2 separate regions of the Homo sapiens genome follow, and region 1 is linked to region 2. A link is a contact called in ENCODE Hi-C or POLR2A ChIA-PET data. All regions are on one chromosome and are shown on one strand. Each heading gives the region's core, a stretch centred on a gene start or an enhancer-like site at or near the end of the contact. The rest is flanking DNA. Distances are from core to core; before and after follow the strand shown. Region 1 has its middle 15 kb from the start of ZFP36L1. Region 2 overlaps RAD51B (RAD51 paralog B).

Region 1 (4,826 bases), core at 704-3,203, 950 kb after region 2:
TCGCTAACTTAGCCAGCCACAATCAGGGTTCTGTATGACAGACAACAGAGGGACTTGGCTGAATATGCACGACATTAGAAGAATAATCTTACAATAAATACCCCAACAGATCCAACTAGGCATTGGCCCCATAGAGTTGACAATCTTAAGCTGCAGAGCATTTGTAGATCAGCTTTTCTGCAAGCTATCCTGTGTCAAAGCATTTATCTATGAGGAATAGATGACCGCAGTATAATAATTATTTCAGATCAAGAGCATTCCATTCCCAAAAGGAATTTAAACAAAAAGCTTTCAGCTCTGAAAAACAGGGGTTTTCAGGATAGAGAATCCCATTGCTCTGAAATCTTAGGCCCTCAGATGGGTGGGGTTGTTTCGCTAAATTTATTTCAGCCACTTATAGAAACAGAAGGGGGAAGAAGGGGGTGGGTGCCTGCACACCAACCCTGGCTCTGTAGCATTAATATCTGCCGGGTTCAGGCTTTTATTTGGGTTTTGTTTTACGTTGCGGGGCTGGAGAGACAGGCAGGCAGCAGGAGTGTCTCACAAATGCACGACTTTCAAATTGCAGTTTCCTACCTTTCTCCATGTACGTTATCGAGAGAGAGAGAGAGAGAGAGAGAGAGAGAGAATCTGCTTGCTTTCTTTCCGGCACAAGTGTGAGTGGAGGGAAACTGGGGTATTTGTCCCTGGCCCCCATGAGAACCCCTACCCAATCCCACACACACATACCTCCAATGGCTCTACTACTTGAATTTTAGGGGTTGTTGGATATAAAATTCAGGCCTTTTAAACCGTGTTTACCTCCTCCCCAGCTTCCCCAAAGCACTGAACACACATTCTCCTTAGTCCCTGATACCTGAACAATCTCTTCTGCCACCCAAACCCCTATAACTAGAAAAAGGATTTGAAATGATGTTGCTTTTTTGGCCTGGCGTGGTGGCTCACGCCTGTAATCCCAGCACTTTGGGAGGCTGAGGCAGGTGACTCATGAGGTCAGGAGTTCAAGACCAGTCTGGTCAAAGTGGTGAAACCCTATCTCTATTAAAAATACAAAAAATTGGCCAGTCGTGGTGGCAGGCACCTGTAATCCCAGCTACTTGGGAGGCAGAGGTTGCAGTGAGCCGAGATAGCGCCACTGCACTCCAGCCTGGGCGACAGAGTAAGACTCCATCAAAAAAAAAAAAAAAAAAAAAAAGAAATGATGTTGCTTTTTTCAAACTTGTTTTTTGCTAAATTTGAAATACTTTACAAAGCACAGGTTAATGACCTCCCACAGATGTAAGGGGAAACTGAGGCACAGGAGCAGGAGGTGGCAGCAGGTGACCCGCACCTACTGCAAGTGGCTGAGATTGAAGTCCAGTATTGATGTCCAGTCCTTGGCTGGCTCTCAGAGGTTCCTGGCTGAACTCAGGACTAGAGAAAGCCTGGGCTCTGTATCTGGGGGCTTGCTGCTGCCTGGCTGCTGCTGTTTGCTGGCAGAAAGAGGAGACATGCATGAGGAAGCTAAGAAATCTGCTGTGCCCGAGACTTGAATAACTACATGAGAACATGGGGAAGTACCGTGCACAGTGCCCAGCCCATGGGAACCCAAGTGCCAGTTTTCTTCCTTGGCTGGGTCACCAAGGAAGGTGGGAGAAGGAGCGTCTGTCCTCTCCTCTCTCTACCCCTGAGGCGGGAAGACTGGCAGGGACTGGTGGGAGGGAGGGTGGCCTGGGGCAGATGCTGGGGAGAGGCCTGGTTTGCAGATAATCCAGGGGGGTCTTGCTCTAAACTGTGGGGTCATCTTCAGGGCAAATCAAGGGATTCACACTTACTAGTAAGCTGTAAAGTGTTCACAGGTAAACCAAGGTACTATTTTGTCCTAGCATCAGTGAGTTTGCTTTGGAATTATCCTCCACTACTCCCTAGCAAGGCCCTGGTATGGCCAACTCCACCCTGAGAGCTGTTCTTTTGAGAAACAGGAACCTCCCCAGCCAGAGCAGAGATCAGACAGCTCTTGGAGGGTTGCCATGTGGACAGCCGGCGGGGGAGTGAGAGAGGACGGGTCTTTGCCACAGCCCTGTGACTTCTTTAGTGCTGAGTTTCTCCCACCAACTGCACCCTCCACCCCGGGGTACTGTGGGCCCCCAAACCAGGGCCTGCTCTTGTCTGACCAAAGGCAACCAGATCTGCTGCAGCTGCTGGGTGAGGAAACAAGCTCTCCCAGAGACCAGGGAAGCAGCTGGAGAAAGATTCCTGCCAGCCCCGGGGGTGTAAATATTTATACAACGTGGTGCTGGTGCGTGGGAAGAGGGAAGGCAGAGCGAGGTGGCAGGAATGAGGAGGCACTGACACGGACAGATTTAAGGAGGCTGCACTTGGGGCCCAGCTAGGAGTGAGGCGGCCCAGGCAGGAAGGAGCAGGAGGCTGCTGGGATCCTAATCCCCACTTGAATTCCTATGTCAAAGAGGCTGGGTCTTTGCCCCCAGCTCTCCTGCCACAGTCAAGGGGAGCAACTTGGAAGAACATTCATCACCCATCCCCTAGTCATTCCTCCTGTTGATTATAGCCCTCTATATAAAGCAGGAGGCACTGCCTGGAATCAGAGATAAACCAAGTCCACAGGGCCTAGGAGTAAGGGCCTTTGGCCTCCTGAAGTTTATGCTTTTCGGGTCTTAAAGGATGCTGGACCCCGAGAGTTGGACTCCAGAGCTAAAGGCTTAGAAAATATAAACAAAATACAAAATGTAAGCAAAGAGTTGTCTCAAGCCTTTATATAACCAACAGCACTTCCCTCAAGTGACAGGGAACACTGTGCATTGATGAAGATGATGAAGGACAGATGGGACCCAGAAAGAGAGCAAGGTGTGCCTATGGAAACAGCCCTCAACCACACTTGCCAGAGAAGCAGGTGGCCACCATCAGCACAGAGCCTAGAAAAGATAAGGCAGTCCAGTGGGTGTCTACCTGGAGCTCTTGAGCCCCCTCACCCCAGGATGCCGCTCAGCTCCGGGTGTGCCCAGGCAGAGCACTGATCCACCGGCCCCTCAGCCGCACCCACTGAGGACTGACGCCCCAGGATGGGAAGCATGCCTGGACCGGTGGGGACAGCCAGATGGACTCCAGTCGATTTGCCTTGGACAGCTGGGGAGCAGGGCCCAGGATGCTCCCACCCCACCCCACCACTCCAGACAGGGAGGGGTGTGGTTGCAATTTCTAGGATTTCTCTGCCACTATGCCCATCAAGAAGTGCCACCTGCCTCATCAGTACCAGGGCTGACCCTCAGAGCCTCCCACAGGTGGGGTTTGCCCAGCGGCCAAGAGTCTTTAATACACCCCACAATTACCAGCCTCTTCTAGCATTCCCCCTGCACCCTCAAAATGACCACTGGCCAAGGGCTGTGATAGTGGGAAAAAAGGACTTTCCACTGGAAAACTGCCTCTGTCTCCCCAGCAGACACCTCTGGATGCCCAGGTCAACTTCAGCCACTGAGTCAGAATTGAAGGAAACCCAGACTCGGGTCCCAGGAGGCAGTCCCTATGCTGCAAAGTCTTCAAACACAGCACCGAGTTTTGTAAGGAATACATTCCCAGTGGGTGCAACTCCATGGAGCTCCAGCCTTTCCTGGTCTAACCTGGTTAATCCTCCAACCCACAGCCCGAAGGGTGGATTCCATTGCCTCCCCGAGCCATGAAGTCCCAGGCCCACACACTGTGGAGGAGACACCATCTGCCCCAACCCTCAGCCCAGGCCTGGCAGACAACATCAACCCTAACAGGGAGAGCAGCACTGTCCCCATCCCCCTCCCCAGAAGGACACCAGGGCTGGGAGGAGAATCTTCAGGCGCCCAAGACCTCTTCTGCCGCCGTGGCTCTGCCTGCCGGCTGTGGCCTCCTCCTTGCCAGCTCTGCTTAAACAGATGAACAAGAATAAAAGCTGTGTGACCCAAGGAAAGCTTTAGGGAAAAGAACTGAAGCTGAAAGGGAAAAAAAAAAAATCCCAAAAAACTCTTAAGAAATGGGAGAGGATCAGAATTCAAGAAACAGACAAAATAAATCATCCAGGAATCCAGATGTAAAACAAGGCAGGCCAAAAGAAAATAAAAATTATGCTAAGAAGGCAGAGTGAGGTGGGGAAAGGAGCTGAGAAGGATAAAGAGGGGGCCAGTTATAAATATTCTGAAAAGGGAGAAGAATGTCAAAGCAAACAACACCCAAAAAATTTTTTTTTAAAAGACCCAGGAGAGAAAAGGAGGCAGCAGTGAATTTAAAACAACTGCCCTGATCCCAACCAAATCCACTCAGTAATGTTCTGGGTGACTACAAGTGAGTCTTAGGGCTTTTGTATATGTGTGGATTTCAGACTCTTCCTAACACTGAACAAGGACAGTCCTAGAAAAGCAAGCTTTCCTTCTCGCCTTTGTGTTTCCTAACTTTTCCCACCTCACCCCCGCTGTTAGTCTGTTGCAGAGAAAGGGCTAGTCTTCCTGGGACAAGGCCAAAAACCAGTCCAACTCACCCCAGAGTAGGGTGGCTGCCATCATGATACCCTATGGCTGGCTCACTGGAGAATTTGAGCAGGAGCCCTGTGCCAGGAGAACATCAGGTATGAGTAGAGCGGTGTGATCAGCTTTTCATCTAGAGAGAGGTCCGGCCCAGCCACCTTTCTGTGGATAAGGGCTCATCTAACTCACAGACACACCATTTCTAGAAAAACAGAGGTTCATGGCAGATTGGCATACCCACCTCTATGCAAAGCCAGAGAAATCCCAGCAAATGCAACTTTTGTTAACAACTAAAATGATTTAAATTAATTTCCAGGTGTTCCCAAGGGAGCCTAAAGACAG
Region 2 (4,460 bases), core at 1,376-3,875:
TAGTCCCCAACCCTGATGAGGGTGGCTAGGAAAAGCTCCCAGTGAATTGTGCCACAGTCTCTGTGGGGGTTTGGGGTGCTACACAAGCCCCTTCTAGATAGACTGGAATGTAGATTGTTGCCCAGTCACACCCTTGTTCTAGAGCTCTTGACTCCTGGATCAGACACACACTGCAGCCTATCTCCAGACCACCATGTGGTTGAGAGCCTTAGGAAATGTCTAATTTTTGACTCTCCAGGGGAGTGGTTTTTGGGGCAGAACTTCATCACTTAGCTTAATATAGGTAGCTGTGTGGCTCCTCTGCTCTCCAATGTGATGACTCTTCTTCATTTAAGAGCGGGGTTGGGGGACTCCTTCTTTGGGCCTCTGCAGGGGTGTGTTGGTTTTGGTGGTGTTGGCTGGTTGCGTCGGTTCAACCTCAGGCAATGGGAGATGTGGTAAAGTACTAGCAAAATTGGAATAGGGTAGGGAGATCTGTAAGTCCCTAGTTAGTCCCTAGATGGCTGGCTGGACTTCCTCTATGAGTCTTGATGGGGCTGGATTGTTGGGGAGCCTCAGGTCCTGGCTGTGATGGGAAGGGGTGAGGGCTGATATCTGGGTGAGGGGCTAAACTCTCAGGCAGGGCACTTAGGCGGTGGGAGCCCTAGGGAAGATCACAGGTCTATGGGGGTAAGGTTTTCGACAGGGCTTTGGGCCATGACTGAAATGCTCATGTAGGGGTCGGCTATGTGCAGTAGAAGCCAGAAGGCAGCAGTCCTGGTTGGGGAGTGGGCAGTGGAGGAAGGGGGTCATGTGGAAAGCATTCTGGCCACCTCTCTGAAGGGTAGCTGCTGGCACTGGAGTTTCTCTCCCCAGCCTGGGGGCAGCAGGGGTGGCCACGGCAGAGGACCTGTTCAGTTGCCTTTGGGAGTGATGGTGATGGGGGGTGTACCTGGGAAGAGGGAATGGGGAGCAGGTTGGGTACTCCTCTCTGCTGATGGAGGTGCTTGAAAGCACCTTTGTTCCCTCCCTAGCCTAGAAGTAGCAAGGATGGGTACTGCAGCAGCTGCAGTGGCAGAGGGCCTGTCAGTTGCCTTTGGAAGCTCCACCCTAGAGAAACAGAGCTGCTACTCACTGAAGTGATTATGTGGGGGTAGGGGTGCCTGTGCTGGCGGCCCAAGTCAGGAGGCCCTGCCCTGTAAGGAGCAGCAGGGGCTGGGCCTCTGAGAGCAAAGAGTCTGGCCACCTTTCCTGAAGGCAGCTGCATCCTGCTGGAGGTCTACTTACTCTCAAGGCAGCTGCATCCTGCTGGAGGTCTACTTACTCTCAGGCTCTTCACTCCCTCCCCAGCCTGAGAGCAGCAGGAGCAAGGACCTGACAGAGGCAGTTGCAGTGGGCCTGTCAGTTACCTCCGGGAGCTCTGACCCAGTGAAATACAGAGCCAGAGCCGTGACCGACTGACCAGAGTGCTCAGTTGGTGGTGGAGTGGGCGTGCTGGGGGCCCAGGCCAGTGGCCTTGCCTGGCAAGGAACAGCAGAGGCAGGGCCTGCAGTCTGACTGCTCCTAAACTCCATGGATATGGCTTCTATCCTAGAGCTACGCGAAAAAACCTGGCCTCCCTTGGTGGGACTATAACAGCTGGCACCAGGGAACTCGGGGATCCAAGGTTGGTGGGGATCCCCGACTCCATGTGGGGTTGAGCTTCCAAGAAGTCTTCCTTACATGGCTTATATGGCTGGGAAGTTGGTCCTGGCTGTTGGCAGTTCTTTGCGATGTGAACCTTTCCATAGGACTGCTTGAGTGTCTTCATGACACAACAGCTGACTTTCTGCAGAGTATGTGATCCAAGAGTACAGGGTAGAAATGACAATTTCTTTTTAAGACAAAGCCTTGGAAGTTACATACCATCATTTCTGCAGTATTCTATTAGTCACAGACAAACCTGATACAATGTGGGAGGAGACTACAGAAAGGCATGGATAACAAAGGTGAGCATCATTGAGTCTTAGAGGCCGCCTACCACTGATATATGCATGTGTGTAAACATATGTACGCATGCATGTGTGTATGTGTATAATTAAAAAAAAAACTTTATGACCATTCTGTTCTCAGAAATGTTGTAGTAGGCAGAATTTCTTAAATGGCCTCTCAAAGATGTTCTGCCCTAATCCCTGGAACCTTTGAATATGATGAGATGTCACTCCCATGATTATTATATGTTATATGGTATAGTTGACTTTAAGATGGGGAGATTATTTGGATCTAATCATATGAGCCCTTAGAAGTAGTGAGCTTTCTCTGGCTGTTAAAAAGGGGAAGGAAGAAAAGCTTAAAACCCAAGAAGGACTCAGGATGCCATTGCTGCCTTGAAGGTGGAGGGGCCATGATTAAAGGAATGTAGGCAGCCTCTAGAAGCAGTGAGTGGCCCTGAGATAAGAGCAAGAAAGGAACCTCAGACCTAGAGCTGCAGAGAAATAGATTTTTGCCAACAGCTTGAATGAACTTGGAAGTTGATTCTTACTCCCAACCTCCAGATAAGAGTCCAGCTCAGCTGAGATCTTGATTTCAACCTTGTAAGACCTTAAGCAGAGAACCTAGCCAACCCTATCTGGACTTCTGACCTGATTGTCTCTGATTTATCCTCTGCTGCTTCTGCTTTAGGAATGAATAGCACTTCTCTACTTCCACTTTTCATCTTGGTGTTGTAACTGAATATATAAGTATACCCAGATTCAGTGACATTCACATAAGTCAAAACTGACTTGCAGTGACATAATAAATGGATGCTGTTCAAGCTGCCAAGTTTGTGGTAATTTGTTATGAAGCAGTAGAGAACTAATAAAATACAGGTGTCAGTGAAGGTGCCTAATTAACTGCATTGCACAGTCTTTGTTTCTGGTTAAAAGGTCAAGCCTAGTGTCCTAGATAGATGTCAGATAGATCTGGTGGGTGGGTGGGGTAAGGCAACTGATTGAATGAACTTAGAGTGGATCTGGAGATTGAGAGAGTAAGAATCAATCTGGAAATATTTTGCTGTCATTTTTATAGTTTCTCTTTCCTGACTTTAACTTAAAAATTTCCTAGGTTATTTATCATCAGTTTTGACTTACGTGAATGTCACTGAATCTGTGTATGCTTACATATTCAGTTACAACACCAACATGAAAAGTGGAAGTAGAGAAGTGCTATTCATTCTTAAAGCAGAAGCAGCAGAGGAGAAATCAGAGACACCAACTCTGCGGACCTGCTGAAGGAAGTGAACTACAGGGCATTGTTCCATTCCCTGAGAACAGCAAACACCTTAAAGTTTGTATTATGTGGAGATCAAATCAGTTCGGTAGCCTTCTCATATGAGATAATATAGATCAGTGTTCCTCATTCATTTTTTCATTATTGTCTCCTAAGAAGCCTTTTTAACAATTTTTTCTTAACCACACCCTCCAATGAAGTTTTTCTACCACACATATACTGTATATCTGTTTTTGTACTGTATAAATATCTGTGCTTTATACATAAAAGAGTAAAATCTTCCCCTTCCTCCAAAACAACTTTTACCCTTGGGGTTAATATTACCCATGCTGAGAATGCATAAGATAGATGCTATTGTGAATAGGTAAAATTAAAGTTATATTTAAAGATACAGGTGAGGTGCAGTGGCTCACGCCTGTAATCCCAGCACTTTGGGAGGCCGAGATGGGCAGATCACTTGAGGCCAGGAGTTTGAGACCAGCCTGCCCAACATGGTAAAACCCCATCTTTACCAAAAATACAAAAATTAGCTGGGTGTGGTGGCATGCGCCTGTTGTGCCAGCTACTTGGGAGGCTGAGGCATGAGAATCATTTGAATCCAGGAGGCAGAAGTTGCAGTGAGCTGAGATTGCACTACTGCACTCCAGCCTGGGCAACAGAGTAAGGCTCCGTCTCAAAAAAAAAAAAAAGTATTCAGAGATATCATCAAAAAAGGTATTTTCAGCTAGGTGTGGTGGCTCATGCCTGTAATCCCAGCACTTTGGGAGGCTGAAGCAGAAGGATCGCTTGAGGCCAGGAGTTTGAGACCAGCCTGAGTAACATAGCAAGACCCTAGCTCTACAAAAAGTAAAAAAAAAAAAAATTAGGTGTGGTGGTGCATGCCTATAGTCCCAGCTACTTAGGAGACTGAGGCAGGAGGATCACTTGAGCCAGGAGTTCAAACCTGCAGTGGGCTATGCTTGTGCCACTGCACTTCAGCCTGGGGTGAGATCCTGTATCTTAAAAAACTATTATTTTCATACTGTAATATAATCTAGAGTACAGGACCAGAGAACTCAGTTCAACACAGAGAGATGTAATATCTGCATAGTTATTATGCCTGGCAAAGTTTTTGTATTTTTAGTAGAGATGGGGTTTCACCATGTTAGCCAGGATGGTCTCGATCTCCTGACCTCATGATCCACCTGCCTTGGCCTCCCAAAGTGCTGGGATTACAGGCATGAACCACCGCG

Evidence for each region. Hi-C counts contacts between places; a loop is a spot of excess contacts on that map. ChIA-PET counts read pairs that join two places held with the same protein, here RNA polymerase II (POLR2A). Pooled maps may share reads with other maps.
Region 1: a loop to region 2 is called in a pooled map, with 2.1 times the contacts of the local background. The contact joins two enhancer-like sites. A Hi-C loop is called at or near these places in 1 of 50 pooled maps. POLR2A ChIA-PET finds 5 or more read pairs at or near these places in 4 of 52 experiments (A549, HepG2, Panc1 and 1 more).

Annotation. Positions count from the first base shown.
Region 1 is chr14:68,805,183-68,810,008 of GRCh38, forward strand. No RefSeq gene overlaps it. Among named protein-coding and RNA genes, the nearest start is that of ZFP36L1, 15 kb to the left of the region's middle. RefSeq lists an enhancer at 1,964-2,013. Within about 2 kb of position 1,954, at least 28 of the 41 ENCODE cell types and tissues checked have a DNase peak (open chromatin) inside an H3K27ac peak, as active enhancers do.
Region 2 is chr14:67,850,731-67,855,190 of GRCh38, forward strand. The region is part of intron 4 of RAD51B (RAD51 paralog B); the gene reads left to right. Among named protein-coding and RNA genes, the nearest start is that of RAD51B, 33 kb to the left of the region's middle. RefSeq lists an enhancer at 2,445-2,514. Within about 2 kb of position 2,626, at least 3 of the 41 ENCODE cell types and tissues checked have a DNase peak (open chromatin) inside an H3K27ac peak, as active enhancers do.